Regions from separate parts of the Homo sapiens genome. Here region 2 is linked to region 1. The links are chromatin contacts, found by Hi-C or POLR2A ChIA-PET in ENCODE. All regions are on one chromosome and are shown on one strand. The core of a region is the stretch at or near the end of the contact, and the rest is flanking DNA. Distances in the headings are between cores, read along the strand shown.

What was found. A loop is a pair of places that touch in the nucleus more often than their neighbours do. ChIA-PET counts read pairs that join two places held with the same protein, here RNA polymerase II (POLR2A).
Region 2: a map of PC-9 shows a loop between it and region 1 (4-fold over the local background). The contact joins the promoter of LINC01628 here to the enhancer-like site in region 1. A Hi-C loop is called at or near these places in 1 of 168 maps with a recorded cell type or tissue (PC-9). POLR2A ChIA-PET finds 5 or more read pairs at or near these places in 2 of 52 experiments (MCF 10A and OCI-LY7).

What each region holds. Positions count from the first base shown.
Region 1 is chr2:66,424,322-66,427,629 of GRCh38, forward strand. MEIS1-AS3 (MEIS1 antisense RNA 3) reads right to left here. Exons shown (of 4, transcript NR_046438.2): 4 at 1-2,841. Among named protein-coding and RNA genes, the nearest start is that of MEIS1-AS3, 7.5 kb to the right of the region's middle. Within about 2 kb of position 1,275, at least 5 of the 41 ENCODE cell types and tissues checked have a DNase peak (open chromatin) inside an H3K27ac peak, as active enhancers do.
Region 2 is chr2:66,921,205-66,924,955 of GRCh38, forward strand. It overlaps LINC01628 (long intergenic non-protein coding RNA 1628), which reads right to left and starts at 1,286. Exons shown (of 3, transcript NR_110600.1): 1 at 1,098-1,286; 2 at 961-1,018; 3 at 306-488. All of the region lies in intron 1 of LINC01799 (long intergenic non-protein coding RNA 1799), which reads left to right.

The sequences.
Region 1 (3,308 bases), core at 25-2,524:
CTCAAATCAAGACAAAATTCAAGGTAACAAAAAAAATTAGAATAAAGCTAAAAATAATTAGGGCATGGTGAGAAGAGGATAAGTAACTAATTTGTTTTAGGAGCAAAATTATTTGAAGCTAAAAATAAAAATATTTCAGGAAGTGCCAACTCAATTCATTTTGCCCGGAAAAGATACCGGATATTCTTGCAAAGAGTATGGTAGCCTGGGTTGCAAAGGGGTTCGGGGAAGCAGGAGTAAAATGCTGTTTTTGTGAACCTGATACCTAAACATCCCAGTGGGGTATTGTGCCTGTTTAGACTCCAAGAAGCTGCTTTTCACATCCTTAAAAGACAGGCTGCCCAAGAGAGACAGGGTTAGAGGGGATGCTGTTTTTAATCCTGGAGTAAATAAGGCCTTCAATGTCCTACCCCTGCCCTAAGTGACCTGAGCCAGTTCTCTGCTTAGGGTCACTTAGTCACAGGAAGTTGATGCAAAAGGCCTGTGGTGGTTGTTGTTTGCCTTGTTTTGTTTTGTTTTGTTTTGCTTTATTTTGGAGAAGTAGCTGGTTGGAGATGAGCAAGGCCTAGAAGATTCCAGCACTTTCACCACCAAATACAGGTTCTCCCTGCTGTTTCATTTCTTCAAGCTCCCTACCTGGAGGGGTCTTCTGCATAGCGGTACAACCTCCTGCCTTGTGTTTCCCTGAAGGGGCTCGGTGATGGAGTCAGGGATGGAGCAGGGAAGGAGGAAGGATGGCGCCAACGCCCAGCCCCCCCACACTTGCACACTCACACACTGCCATCACACACCCATCTGCTTCTGACAGAAGACAAGCTCTGACTTTTGGTCTTCTTAGGAAATAAGAAGAGTAAAAAATGTTTCTTCCGTAGTTGTGATGTTTTTCGTAGTTCAGGGTGTGTGTGTGTGTGTATGTATGTGTGTGTGTGTGTGTGTGTATAAAACCATCTTGAGGCATACAGAAAAGAAAAGGAGAGAAGAAATTGGATACTTCACTTAACCTATCTGGGTCTCAGCTTGCTTATCTGTGCAATGGAAAAGTAGAACTAAATGCCTTGATTTAACACCCTTATCTACGGTGGGGAAGGAGCTGTGAAAAGTGGTCCCTAGGCAGAGTAATCACAGCCCCCTACCCAGTGGATGATGACTCCCACTGCCTAGAGCAGGACAGTCATTTACGGGATCACCTAAGGGACATTTTGAAAGAGGATGTGTTTGCCTCTGGCCTCAATTGTCACCGGAACGCGCGCGCGCGCGCGCGCACACACACACACACACACACACATTTTCCCCACAGGGATTGTTTGCCTATGTGAACAAGTGGAAGCAGAAATCGCTCTTCCGAATTATTTAGGAAAGCCAACACGCAATTATGCAAAAGTCTAGATAAGGTTCTCCGAAGCAGAAAGCAGCAGCGCGGGACGCGGGTTTCCCCTTCTCTGGCGAGTACCAGTGCTGGGAGGCTGTTTATCTGTGTCCTGGTGCTGGGACAGGACGCAATCCAATTCCAGCTCTCGGTCGGTTCTGCCGCTCTGTCCCCGGTTCTGCAGCGCACTCTCTTACTCCCTCTCTCAGTAGTGTCCCCGGCTGTCTCCTTTCCTCCGTCTCCCGGTCCTCTCCCAGCGTCACCCCTCACTACCTATACCCCCGCGCCCTACCCCCACCTGGGGCGCTGGGTTCCACGCCTCCTCAAGAGGTGTGAGCGCCCGCGCTGGGCGCCCGTAGCGCGGCCCTCCTGTGTCCCCACTTCCACCCGGCGGCCGCTGGAAGCCGGGAGAAGGAACGGCACCAATCCCCTCACGCTTCTCCCAGGACGTCTGATCCCATTAGCGCACCTGAAATCACAACCTTGGCCACAAATGCGCGCTTGTTGCGACCCCTCCGAGTGGGCCGCCGTGCCGCAGGAGCCACTCTGGGGCCGGGGTCCCCAACCTCTCCCCCCTGCAAGTCCTAAAAGGAATCGTAGAGCAATTGATCTCGGAGGAGATGAGCGCACCCCGGGGCTCATTGCTGCCCCTGAGGAAGAGCCGTCCAGGAACGGAGGCGAGAAGCTTCCAGAATTAGGCCAAGAGGCAGGTGGCGGGGTGATCCGGCGTCCCCGAGTCCAGCTGGGGAGAAAGGCGCCCTCGGATGCTCAGCCCCAAAGCAGCAGAAGACAGAAGCCGGTGCGCCATCGTCGCTGCGCCCCAGTCCGCGGGTCCTCGCGCTCCTGCTCCGGCTCCCGGGCTGCCACCCACCGCTGCCCAAGCCTGACCAACTCCCAACTCCCTCCGGCACAGGCTGAGGCGACCCCCAAAGAGAAAAATAGGATCGCAGTCAAAACTGGCGGGGATGGGGCACACTGGTGGGAGAGGGGACCTTTTCACCTTTTGCTCTTCCCAGGGGACACAGTCCCCCAAACCTACGTCCCTGCGCCAAACCAGGTGCGAGCAAACTCCGCGGACCCCGCAGCTGGAAGTGCATCCTGCCGGGACCCCCACCCGACCCAGGGAGTCAGCGCGCCCCAGGGTGCAGGCAGGCCCAGGGCTCTGGGTGGCTCAGGGCACGGGGACCGGATCGCGCTGCAGAACACCGCCGGGACCCGGCACCCGGACGCGCAAGGGCGACAGGGCAGCCCTGCTGTAAGGACTGTGCCATGAGAGGTTCTCATTCGGTAAACAGTGGCCCTCCCAGAAGTGGCCGCCGACCTGCCAGTCAATGAAGTTATCCTCCGGGAGCTGGGAAGAAGGGGCGCCTCGCGGGGCTGTGGGCTCGGTTGCGAACCGATGTGTTTGTGGCTTATAAGTTTATTTCTCCCACTAGTTACCAGTGTTCAAATTGGCCCTTTCTCGCATAAATCGCCTGGAAAAAAAAAAATGATGTTTAGCTAGCATAGCCATATTCTGACGTTAATTTTTTTAAAAGGACAAAGAAAGATGATATTTGTTTTTCATTTTTAAATAAGGGCACAGAAAAGCACGTTTTCAGATATTCACAAGTGAATAACTACTCAGCAGGCGTCCTTCAGCTTCCTCTTGTTCTTTGCTCCTTTATGTTTTTGACGCTGCTAGAATTCTTTCTGCGCCGCAGGAAGCCTTCGATGTTTTCCTTATTCATTAGATAGCTCAATGAAATGTTAAAATATTTATTTTTGAATAATCAGTAAGATTTTTGCCTGAAGGTTTTCACAAAATATGCCCCTTTATCCAGTCGAACATGGATGCTAAGCATGGCCAGTGTGACTCATCCTGTTGCTTCAAAGGTAAATGTTTGCTATTAGTGACTAGAGCACGTTCGCCAGACCTCTTCCAGCACTCAGTACTTCAACT
Region 2 (3,751 bases), core at 36-2,535, 500 kb after region 1:
AAGAAAAAAAAAAGAAGTGAAGAAACATTTTCTCAGATTCTTTCTCCTTTACTAGGACATCATTTTGAAAATGTGATGAGTTAGTTAGAAGGATATAGGAACTCACAACTCAAAAACTGAATGATAAAATTAATATTAATAACAAATACCATGATATCAATAGCTACTATTTGTTGCAATTGCTATATCCAGGCACTGTGCTAATCCTGTAGATGCAGTCCCTTATTTATTCCTCACAACAAATCTGTGAACTAGATATGGTTGGTATCATTTTTCATAGGAGAAAAAAGGAGGCTTACAAGTACTTTGGCATGAATCAGAAAATAAACATTTTATAAATGTTAAGTATTTTCAGGAGTATTAGTATCATTTGGTGGGAGGTAATCATGGCGAAATACATCAATGGAGGGAGTCACCTTTCTCAACCTCTGTCATCATTATACCCAAGGTGAAGCATGGCAGCTGAGTCCCAGTGTGAAGGTTCAGTGCTAGCAGAAAGAAGAGCAAGGAGAAGTTGGTGAAGCTGGGGCAAAGTGAGGATATGTGTGCGTGCAGGTGTGTATGTTTGTACATAAATTTGCATGTGCATGTTTGTGTGCATGTATGTATGCACAGGTGTGTGCAAATGTAGACTTGTATGTACACGTTTGTGCACATGTACGTACATGTGTGTGCACCTATGTTTGGGGAGTGGGAACCAGGATGGGGAGGAAGTATAGAGTAGTGCCAATACAGGAGTGATATCAGCCTCCTTGAACATATCTAGTGCAACCTGACAATCTGGTACAGATTTAAAAACAGGCCATCGCTCTAGAGGAGAGTCCAGGAGGTGCCATGTTGAGCTTGGCATTAACTGTCCAATTTCTGGATTTTGGGCTGGTCCAGCAGGGTAGACTTATGGGAGAGGGGTCAGAAGGACTAAGGCAGGAGGTAGGCTCTGAGGGGGTGGTGTATACTTACCACATGGCACAGCTGTATTTCAAAAACTGAATAGCAGATACGGTCCTACCATTCAAAGCTGAGGACATAAACTCATAGATTATTGGCCTTCTCTTGTCCCTCCCATATCTCCTATTTCCAGTTCTATCCACACTTACTCCAAAGTGAGCTGCCTTCTTTCCACTGCTATAGAAGGGATTTCCTCCAAAACATTGAGCTCATAGCTTTTTTTCAAACACTTCAATTCTAGAGGACTGCTTTCCTTCTTACAGGTATTATGCCTTTTTGTGGGTGTGTGTGTGTGTGAAAACTAGAAAAAATTCAAACCTGGGGCTGAATGAGTCCATTGGAATCACAGAGGAATGTGAAGTTTTAAGACAATATCAGACATTCTAGAACTTGGGTGAAAGGTTTTCACATTCCCTCTCAGGCTCTGTCAAGCCACATAACAAAAATAAATTGATCAATAAATGTGTCAAATGAGAAAACATCACATTCTTGTCCTTGGCAGCATTGTATGGCTTCATGATACTTCTTCATGGCAGATTATTGTATGTGCCTCGGTCCAAGTCTCTTCCCTTTGTTCTCTTCTCCTTCTCTACCTTGGTTTCACCTTGTTTTAGGAGCAAAGCCAACCTATTTCATTTGGAATCTGATGAAAAGACAGAAATGGTTCCTGGGATTTTGAACTTTCCTCTCTTACTCCAACCTACAAGAGAGGCAACTCCGGAGGACGTAGGACAAATAACAACTAACACTTGTCTAGTGCTTTGTGATTTTGCAAAGTGCTTTTATGGATAAACTCACTGTTTCTTACAACAGCTTTGTAACATCATGATTATTGTTTCCCCTGACAGAAAACAAAATGTCTCAAATAAGTTAAGCAAACAGCTTATAGGTTTTCTGAGATACCATGATGTCTCCAATGTAATGTGGGATTTTTTAACCTATCTTCACTCTGGTTATTAGGAGAAATCCTCAGCACCCATGCCAGGACTCTAAAATCCTGTAGGCTTGAACGTTTCCTTGTTTTAAATAATGACCACGACTCTCTTGCTCACTCACTCACTCCAGTTCTAATGGGGACTTGAAGTCAGTGGGTTAATGCTTTTTCCTCTTTCCCTTTTTCTATCCCAGGAAATAAATACCTTTTTGAGATATGTTTTATTGAACAAATGCTGATTGAGCATCTATTATGTGCCAAACACTGTCCTGTGGCTTGGAATATGATTGTTAGCCAAATCATGCCTTTCTAGAGTTTGCATTCTCATGGAGTGAGGCCTAAAAAAATTTTAATAATGAATTGTGGCACTAGGTGTTCTATGACAGTTCTTTTCATTAGAAACAAGTCACTAGGTTTAGCTCACAAACAAGGAGAGAGGATTACACTGGGCATGTGTACCAGTAGTTGGTGGTCTTTGGAAGCCATTTTAAAGAGATTTCTATAAAAGGATCTGAGCATGTCTCTCAGAGGCCCAAAATATCCTCCCCCAACAATAACATTCTTAATAAATAAAATCTACAAGCCAACTTCTGCCTTCATATGATGATTTTCTGTGCCTCATACCTTCAAGTTCTATCTCTTAATTTCTACTATGAAACAAGAAACTAAAGACTTGAGGTGTTACCCTTTTGAGGGTTAATTTCCTCTCCACAAGGGTTTTCCACATCTGAAAATCTTTTTATTAGATAACTCTTAAGCATCATATCTGATCTTCTAAGCCACACCTATATCCTGTGGCAGCCACTGTTGCAACCAACAGTTCTGTGTAGGCTCCAGTGAGTTTCCAGTAGGTACGGTTTTGCTTCAGGCCCAAAATGCACACCTCTTGCCTCCGGCAGGTGTGGAGTTTCTTTACTGATGTCACTGCATTGAGAACTATAGAAACTTAGTGTTCAAGAATATGCATCCTGAAAGTGAGAGTGCTTAATACCAGGTTAGAAGAAATGTTCACCAATGGGGACTGGAAGTCAATGGGTAAATGCTTCTTCATTTGACTTTTCCTGCCTCAGGAACATTTTGCAAAGCATTTCATTCTGCTTCTCAGATGAGCTCACAGGACTGAGCAACTGGTCACCCATGGTGATATACTTGCATGGGCTCTCCCTCCTCCCTTGTTTTATTCTGGTTCCCTGGAACTACATTTCCAGATAAATTACTCACACATGGCCTTTTTCTTACACTTTGCTTCTTATGGAATCTAGGTGAAAACAGCCTTTAAGGTTTAATGCTTCAAAAAAGAGTGAAATCAATGCATTTCTGATGATGAGATTCTGTGCTATATACAATACACCTAAGCTTCAGTAGTTACAATGGCATTTTATGAGGTATGTGACTTACATGATGTTGCCCATGCTTGGCACTGGAATATTCATTCTCATAGTCAGTTACCACACTGGGTTCATGCATTTCTATTATGGTAGTTAGAGGGTTTTTAAAATTTGAGCCATATAAAATGAAGATGATAATAACAACAAAAACAATGAGTAAGACTCACTCTATAATGATAATCATATGATGTTTTGTAAGTATTTATACATATGCACTTATTCTGGGCAAAGTTCTCAGGATGGACACCAGCAATGACATTTGGTACAGGCTGAAACTCAGGGGCAGAAGGGTCAGTAGGTCCTGAGTTCTCTACTCACCCTGCAGGGCTGTGCTTGGCCAGGGAAGCTACTGGATGTACCATGAAGCAATTACTCTGTTGAAGGAATCTCAATCTCTACTGCTATCCCTTTTTATAAGGCTATTGTGTGAGAATACTTAGCTTAGGACCAGTGTTTTTAAGGATGTTCTGAAAAAAATATA